Regions from separate parts of the Homo sapiens genome. Here region 2 is linked to region 1. The links are chromatin contacts, found by Hi-C or POLR2A ChIA-PET in ENCODE. All regions are on one chromosome and are shown on one strand. Each heading gives the region's core, a stretch centred on a gene start or an enhancer-like site at or near the end of the contact. The rest is flanking DNA. Distances are from core to core; before and after follow the strand shown. Region 1 has its middle 82 kb from the start of MIR3122. Region 2 overlaps INTS7 (integrator complex subunit 7).

Region 1 (4,166 bases), core at 1,069-3,568:
CTTGGTGCCAGTCTGACTTTCTTGGGTTTGCTTTCTATTCTTTTGGCAGGACCCAGAGCAGGTACAATTCCCTTTGTGTTTGTTTAGAAACTGCTCTTCAGTGGTTGAGAGGAGTTGGGCCTCCCAGTCACAGTGTTTTGGTGGTTTGTTTCCATTTCTCCTTTGTGGTTGTGTTTATGACTGTGGTACAACTACTTGGAACTGAAATGTAGTTTCTTTGGAGACAGGGGTATTCTGTAGACACGGTGAAATTCCTTGGACTTGGAGGGTCTCCAGAATGCAATACAATATCTCTAACTGGCTCTAGAACTACCCAGAGTGAATAGGATTCTATTGTTACAGCTAGAACTAGGGTGAATGAATGCAGGATTCTTCATTTATTCAGCCAATGTGTGTGAGCACTTCTAATGTGCCAGGCACTACTAGTACTGGGAAGAATAAAATAGCCCTGACCATTGCAGCCAAGATTTTCTTTGTTCCCTTTCTAGGCCATCAAGCACAATGCTTCCAGGTTAACCTTCACACACTCACACTCACACTCACAGGTGTTAACACTTACTGTATGTTAGGGTAAAAAGTTGGTAGGGGGCCGGGCGCGGTGGCTCACGCCTGTAATCCCAGCACTTTGGAAGGTCAAGGCGGGTGTATCACCTGAGGTCGGGAGTTCGAGACAAGCCTGGCCAACATGGCGAAACCCTGTCTCTACTAAAAATACAAACAAACAAACGAACAAGAGGGCATGGTGGCCGGCGCCTGTAATCCCAGCTACTCGGGGGGCTGAGGCAGGAGAATCGCTTGAGCCTGGAAGGCAAAGGTTGCAGTGAGCCAAGATCGCGCCATTGCACTCCAGCCTGGGCAACAACAGTGAAACTCGTCTCAAAAAAAAAAAAAAAAAAAAAGTTGGTAGGGTATAGTCCCTGTCACTCAGAAACACAAAATTATCCTACTTTAAGGCCTGTTTGGAATGAATGAAATATATTTATTCTACCAAGTGCTTGGGACTAGAATAGAGTTATAATAGAAATGCATGGAGAGTACAGGAGCATGAGAACTAAATCTACTTCAAAGGAGTCATTTGCTGAATACCTACTACATGCCCAGCGATAGAGAAAAACAGCTTCAGCTTCAGAGCTGAGATGTGTGGACTTTTGAGTAACAGAAACCTGAGTTTGTAAACTGGATCTACACACAGCTGTGTGACCTTGGGCAAGCTATTTATCCTCTCTGAGCCTCACATTTCTTGTCTATGAAGTGGAAGAAATAATATCTACCACAAAGCATTATTGGAAAGGATAAAAGAGACTTTTTTTTAAAATTAATTACTTCATTTTTTTGAGACGGAGTCTGGCTCTGTCGCCCAGGCTGGAGTGCAGTGGCGCAATCTCGGCTCACTACAAGTTCCGCCTCCCGGGTTCACGCCATTCTCCTGCCTCAGCCTCCCGTGTAGCTGGGACTACAGGTGCCCACCGCCCCACCCTGCTAATTTTTTGTATTTTTTAGTAGAGACGGGGTTTCACCGTGTTAGCCAGGATGGTCTCGATCTCCTGACCTCATGATCCACCCGCCTCGGCCTCCCAAAGTGCTGGGATTACAGGCATGAGCCACCGTGCCCGGCCTTTTTTTTTTTTCTTTTCTTTTCTTTTTTTTTTTTTTAAAGCTTTCAGTCTGGTAGCCTTTTGTTCTCATTTACCACCATATATGAGATTGTTTTTTGGTGCCTGACTGTTGCGCTAGACCATGAGCTTCCCAAGGGTGGTGACTGTCCTATTCAGTTTCGTATCTACTGTGACTGTTGCTTGTTGAAGTGACTGTTTTCAGCTCACCTCTGGTTTCAGAGTCTGCCTACCAGAGACCCTCACAGCTGTTGCTCACGCTCACATGCTGTGGCCCATGAGCCTGTGGCTAAGCTGAGCTGATTCTCACTGCAGAGGACAATATCAGTACTGGGTCATGGTGCAGGAAGCTGCCTCTGGTTAAGTTGCTCCTTTTCTCCTGCAGGTTTCTGATGTGCCCCTTCCATTTCAGCTTCTACTCACACCAGGTTCTTGAACCCACTTGGCCCCAACCCCTCTCTTGGTGCCTATGTGGGCACTGCCTTGTCTGCCTGCTGCTGACTTCCTGCCTGGCCTGATTCACCAAATCCAAGGCCACCTGGCTCCCTGGTAGTCTGATTGACAGTATTGTATGCCTCAGAAGTTTGTGGTCACACAGGAGCCACCCCAACTGGGCTCTAGATCTCTGACCCAGTGACCTACTGGTCACCTTGTTATCAGCTTGGCCGCCCCAGTTGGACTCTGGCTCCACCTCTACCCACTCAACATACAAGCATTGAGTTCTGAAAGTGTACCAGGCCCTGTGATAGGCAACACGCAGATGAATGACGTGGTTCTTGCCCTGAAAGACACCTGTAACTGTCCCTGTCTTCAACATTCTCAGGCTAAAAATGATGTTGTTAGAAAAAGAGTCTGCAGCTGGTGAGAGGACTGGTTGCGGGAAAACACCTTTTTCACAGCCACAGTGAGGTTTCTTTGCCTGCTTTGATAAGTAGATAGCAGTGTGCCATCTGGCAGAGAACTAGGGTAGGATTCTTTACCTGACCTGAAAGAAATGCACAGACATGAAGCAGGTATAACAGAAGTGAGATATAGGCCAGGCGCAGTGGCTCACGCCGATAATGCCGGCACTTTGGGAGGCCAAGGCAGGTGGATCACTTGAGGTCAGGAGGTCGAGACTAGTCTGGCCAAAATGGTGAAACCCTGCCTCTACTAAAAATACAAAAGTTAGCCAGGCATGGTGGTGCACACCTGTAATCCCATCTTCTTGGGAGGCTGAGGCAGGAGAATTGCTTGAACCTGGGAGGTGGAGGTTGTAGTGAGCTGAGATCGCTCCACTGCACTTCAGCCTGGGCGACAGAGCAAGACTCCATCTTAAAAAAAAGTGAGATATAATTTCTGTCCTCACAGAGCTTGGAGTCTGTGGTAAGCAGAATAATGGCTCCTGGAGACGTACACATTCTTATCCTCAGATGCTATGACTTTGCTATGCTACATGGCAAGGGGGAATTTAGATTATAAGCAGAACTAAGGTTGCTAATTAACTGACTTTGAAATAGGGAGATTGGCTGAGTGTGGTGGCTCATACTTGTAATCATAGCACTTTGGGAGGCTGAGGTGGGAGGATCCCGCGAGGTCAGGAGTTCCGTGACCAGCTAGGCAACATAGTGAGACCTCGTTTCTGCAAATTTTTTTAAAAAAATTAACCAGGCATGGTGGCACGTGCCTGTAGTCCCACTTACTTGAGAGGCTGAGATGGGAGGATTGCTTGAGCTCAGGAGGTCAAGGCTTCAGTGAGCCGTAATTGTGCCACAAGCACTCCAGCCTGGGCGATAGAGTGAGACCCTGCCTCAAAAAAAAAAAAAAAAAAAAAAAAAATCAGGAGATTATCCTGGATTATCCAGGCGGGCCCAGTGGGATCACAGGATCCTTAAACATGGAAGTTCAGTGTTAAAATGATGTGATATGAGAAAGACTTGATCAGCCACTGATGGCTTTGAAGATGGCCAGGGAACCTAGGAACAAGGGCAGTCTCTAAAGGCCAGAAAAGGCAAGAAAAGTTTCTCCCCTAGAGCCTCCAGAAGGAACACCTGACACCATGATTTTAGCCCAGTGAGAATCATTTCAGACTTCTGACCTCTAGAACTATAGAACATTAAATGTATACTTTCTAATCCACTGACTTTGTGGTAACTTCTCATAGTAGCAATAGGAAATAAATACAGTCCAACTGGAAATATGGGAATTAAAGAAGGGATTACAATTCCAAGTGATGTGTGCAGGGACATGAGAAGTAGGGAATGCTGTGGGGATCCCCAGAAGTTCCCTCCCGCCGTGGGCACGGTGGTGGAAGAGTCAGCCAATGCGTTCTGGAGGAAGAGGGCTTGGTACCCTCAGGAGAAGGAAAGGAGCCAGGCAGGAAATCTACTGGAACTGTGTGAGGAGGGCAATGACCTGATCCGTCCAAAGAGCTGTGGGAGGACCTGGGCTCTGAGTGAGGCAGGTGTGCAGAGCTATCTGGGTTGGTTCACCTGGGTTGGCTCCTCTGCCTGAAGTTCCTCCCACATGAAGAAGAATTTGGCTAGAGTTCAAAATGTCAATGGTGGATGAATA
Region 2 (4,166 bases), core at 1,205-3,704, 220 kb after region 1:
AACTGGGATCCTGGCCAGAAAGATTGTTCTTTCTTGTTTTATTATTAGTTTTTTCTGTTGCCAAGCTTTTTTTTCTTTCAAGAATAGTCACATGTTGAGATCACTGAATTGGTAAATTTGACCGCTACTCTTCCAAAATACATCATTTGCTGCCTGACTTAGACCTAGGATTCTGAGTTGTTCATTGGGAGGTTCTGACCAGTCACTACAAGGTTTATCCATGGTAGCAGAACCTGAGTCCTTCTGTAGATGGACTTGAAAGTGTTCCGTGCAACATCCAGCCTTCTGGATTATGAAAGCCCACAGTCTAACAGTATTGAAACATCCTGCTGTATTAGTTCAACCACATATTTATCTCTTCCTGTGCTAAAGCAGTCTTTATTATTTTCATATTTAATTGAAACAAAGAGCAGCTAGCAATTTCATAGAAAATTAATTTGTTTTTTCTGATGTGTCTGCAACTGTGTATAATACAGACATTTCACATTGTTTCCAAAAGTGAAGAACACTCATTTAATATCTTCAATGTTTTAAGTTAGAAGGGGTGGATCTTTTCCTTTGGTTGGTGATTGGTTTGGTTTATACTTGATGAGTTATGCTAGACTGATTGTTTAGAGAGAGCAGTCTCTTTATTACACAGGCTCAGTTTGTTGGGATGCTCAGGGAACAGAGTTTTCTGGTTAGCCAGAAAACCCCCTTTTTTCCTATTTTAATTCTGGTTGAAAACCATGATAAAATAGACTTTCTTAGCACAGTATGGTAGATATAACTTAACTGCTTTTTGATTGGGGATCATTTAGGGCTTCAGGATCACGATTTCTAAACATCAGGGATCATATGGTTGCAGATGCCGATGCTATAAGTAATTTGGCCGGATGCAGCTCCTAAGGTAAAGCAGGGTACTTTCCCTGGAATTTCCTTTTTAAATAAATATCTGTTTCTTTGCTTGTGTTTTGCCTTTTTCTCTTCAAAGTCAACATTAATTCAAAGGAGAATGGAGCTTAAGATAAAAAATAAAAAGGGGTTGTTGTTTTTTTTTTCTTTCTTGTCATGCGGCCTCTGGGACTGAGAAGTGATTTGCAACTTGGGTCTCTCCAAGATTGCTTGCCTTCATGAGCACAACCCATTGTACTGCTAACAGCCAGAACATTCTCATAAAATGTGTACAGATCTACAGTGTCCACGGTTGAATGACATCTCTTCAGATGCAGCCCAGTTGTATGAGGTTCACACAACCTACACAGTCATCTCAGCACCTGGGAACACGTGCTTAGGAAAAATTGCCAGAGCAGTGCAGAACCCCTTGTTCTTTTACCAGGTGTGGAAACAGCTGAATCAGAAAGCCTGGGTTTCACTCTTGGTTCTGGTGAATTAGCTGTGTGACCAAGCAAGTCACTTTACCTCTACATCTTAGGGGTTTTTTTTTTTGTCTGTCAAGTGACTGAATTAGACTGGTTTTCTGGATTCCAGCCTAGAGTTGTATTATCAAGTGACTGAAAGACTAAAAACAAACAAAAACATTTCTTAAATTGGAGATCTTTTTTATTTGTAATTAAGTGGCTATTTTCAGGGTTAAAGTTTACAATGTGGATTTCAAGCTTCTGGTGCCATTCAAGGTAGATTTCTCCAAAAAAGAAGCAAATCTTGTAAGCCATCAATTCCCTTTGAGAACTTCCCAAATGTTATGTTCTTAAAAGATAGGTTTTGATAGCTATGTTTATGAACTTTTTAACTTGGTGTATTATGGGCTCCTGGCACAAACTCAGAAAGGAATTTTTTTTTTTTTTTTTTGAGACAGAGTCTCGCTCTGTTGCCCAGGCTGGAGTGCAGTGGTGCAATCTCAGCTCACTGCAACCTCTACCTCCCAGGCTCCGGTGATTCTCCTGCCTCAGTCTCCCGAGTAGCTGGGATTACAGGCATGTGCCACCACGCCTGGTTAGTTTTTATATTTTTTAGTAGAGATGGGTTTCACCATGTTGGCCAGGATGGTCCCAAACTCTGGTGATCGCCCGTCTTGGCCTCCCAAAGTGCTAGGATTACAGGTGTGAGCCACCGTGCCTGGCCAGGAATTATTAAAATAAAAGCAAGTCCAAGAAGTTCAGAGTATAACTGAACTGAACATAACTCTGAAGCAAGAAAGACTTATTTTAGTATGTCCATTAGATCCAGGATTGGAACTCTGATTTTGTTTAGTAAAATATCTACTGAATTTTTGGCATCAACTGTTAAATGGTTATTTGTGGTGGGGGAAGCTGTTTATAACTTCAACACTACACTAATGAATGAAAAGAAAAATGAGATGCAGAAAAGAAAGATGCATACTAATTGTGAAGTGGGCATGTTCCCTAAATTTAGAAATATGAAGGGCACTTGCTGGTTAAAGCTAGGAAGACAGGACTAGTTTTTCTCAGTGCTTCGTCACTTTGCAGTGCAGTAGTGTTTCCTTATCTGCAGTTTTTGCTTTTCACTTTCACTTTGCTTTTCAGTTTCAGTTCCCAGAGGTGAAGATAGACCACATTCACATAATTTTTATTACAGTATATTGTTACAATTGTTCTATTTTATAATCACTTAATCTCTTTACTGTGCCTATTTTATAAATTAAACTTTGGCATAGGTGTGTATGTATAGGAAAAAATGTAGTGTATATAGGGTTTGGTACTATCCTCAGTCATAGGCATCCACTGGGGATCTTGGAACGTATCTCCTACTGATAAGGGGGACTGCTGTGTAGTCCAGTGACTGAGAGCACCAGCCTTTGGGGCCATACTGCCGAGGTTCCAATCTTAACTTTATGACCTTGGACAAGCTACTTAGTCTCTCTATGCCTCAATTTCCTTATTCCTAATAGAGAAACATATTAGTGTTTCATGGGGTAGGTATGAGAATTAAGTGAGTTAGTATAGAATTTACTTAGAACATGCTTGGCATATAGTAAAACAGATATATAAGCATTTGCTTTTATTATTACTACTACTGTCATTATCCTCCTTAGTATTTTTTTTTCCAAAGTGTTAGATCAGTTCTCACTGAGCATTTTATTACCTTGTCTCTGCTATTAAACACATTTAAGCTATCTTTCCTAATGCAATTTGGGTACATTGAGTAATAATGATCTAAACAAAATAGAATTTCTGTCTACTATGCTATAAATCATTTAATTAAAATATGTAAAGGCAGACATACAAGGAAATATATGTAAATACATTCTGCTGATTGCCTTCAGTGATGATAGCAATAGAATGTTGACTATTCAGAAATTAATGTATTCCAGCTTAAACTAAGACCTTCAGACATAACCTTTCTAGCGCAAACCAACCAAGATAGCAGGCAATTTGCAACTGGGGAATATGCCATTTCTCATGTTAAGATACTGTTCAGAGAAGAACAAACCAATTAGACAAGATCCTCAGACTAGGGTCCCAGAGAAGTCAGTTTAAATTCTATTTATAAGACTCATCATTAATCCTTAGATAAGTCACTTGATCTTTCTGTGCCAATACCTGCCAACAGAATATTGAGAATAAGATGACCTGGCACTTGGTATGTAGAGTATAGGCACCACTGACCAACAGAACTTTCTGTAATGATGGAGGCGTTCTAAATTTGCACTAACCGCTACAGCCACTGGCCACATGTAGCTATTGAGTACTTAAAATATGGCTAGTGTGATTGAGGAACTGAATTAATTTACTTTTAATTCAGTTAAATTTAATTATTTTATTTATTTATTTATTTATTTATTTATTTATTTATTTAGAGATGGAGTTTTGCTCTTGTTGCCTGGGGTGGAGTGCAATGGTGCGATCTCAGCTCACTGCAACCTCCGCCTCCCAGGTTCAAGTGATTCTCCTGCCTCAGCCTCCCAAGTATCTGGGATTACAGGCATGTGCCACCACACCCGGCTAATTTTGTATTTTTAGTAAAGGTGGAGTTTCATCATGTTGGTCAGGCTGGTCTTGAACTCCTGACCTCCAGTGATCCACCCCCATCGGCCTCCCAAAGTGCTAGGATTACAGGCATGAGCCACCATGCCCGGCCTCCTTCAGTTAAATGGCTTCATGTGGCTACTGCCTATGGAGTTGGAAAGTGCAGGGAATGAAAAATGAAAAAATGAGAACTGTTACCTTAAGACCTAGATGACCCTTAAGTGGATTTCTAGATAA

What was found. A loop is a pair of places that touch in the nucleus more often than their neighbours do. ChIA-PET counts read pairs that join two places held with the same protein, here RNA polymerase II (POLR2A). Pooled maps may share reads with other maps.
Region 2: a map with no recorded cell type shows a loop between it and region 1 (13-fold over the local background). The contact joins two enhancer-like sites. A Hi-C loop is called at or near these places in 6 of 37 single-sample maps with no recorded cell type and 5 of 50 pooled maps. POLR2A ChIA-PET finds 5 or more read pairs at or near these places in 2 of 52 experiments (GM12878 and activated naive CD4-positive, alpha-beta T cell).

Annotation. Positions count from the first base shown.
Region 1 is chr1:212,157,348-212,161,513 of GRCh38, reverse strand. No RefSeq gene overlaps it. Among named protein-coding and RNA genes, the nearest start is that of MIR3122, 82 kb to the right of the region's middle. RefSeq lists an enhancer at 172-281. Within about 2 kb of position 2,318, at least 2 of the 41 ENCODE cell types and tissues checked have a DNase peak (open chromatin) inside an H3K27ac peak, as active enhancers do; they include GM12878, where a contact is called at or near this core.
Region 2 is chr1:211,937,184-211,941,349 of GRCh38, reverse strand. It overlaps INTS7 (integrator complex subunit 7), which reads left to right. Exons shown (of 20, transcript NM_015434.4): 20 at 1-947. Among named protein-coding and RNA genes, the nearest start is that of INTS7, 96 kb to the left of the region's middle. RefSeq lists an enhancer at 2,366-2,445. Within about 2 kb of position 2,454, at least 5 of the 41 ENCODE cell types and tissues checked have a DNase peak (open chromatin) inside an H3K27ac peak, as active enhancers do; they include GM12878, where a contact is called at or near this core.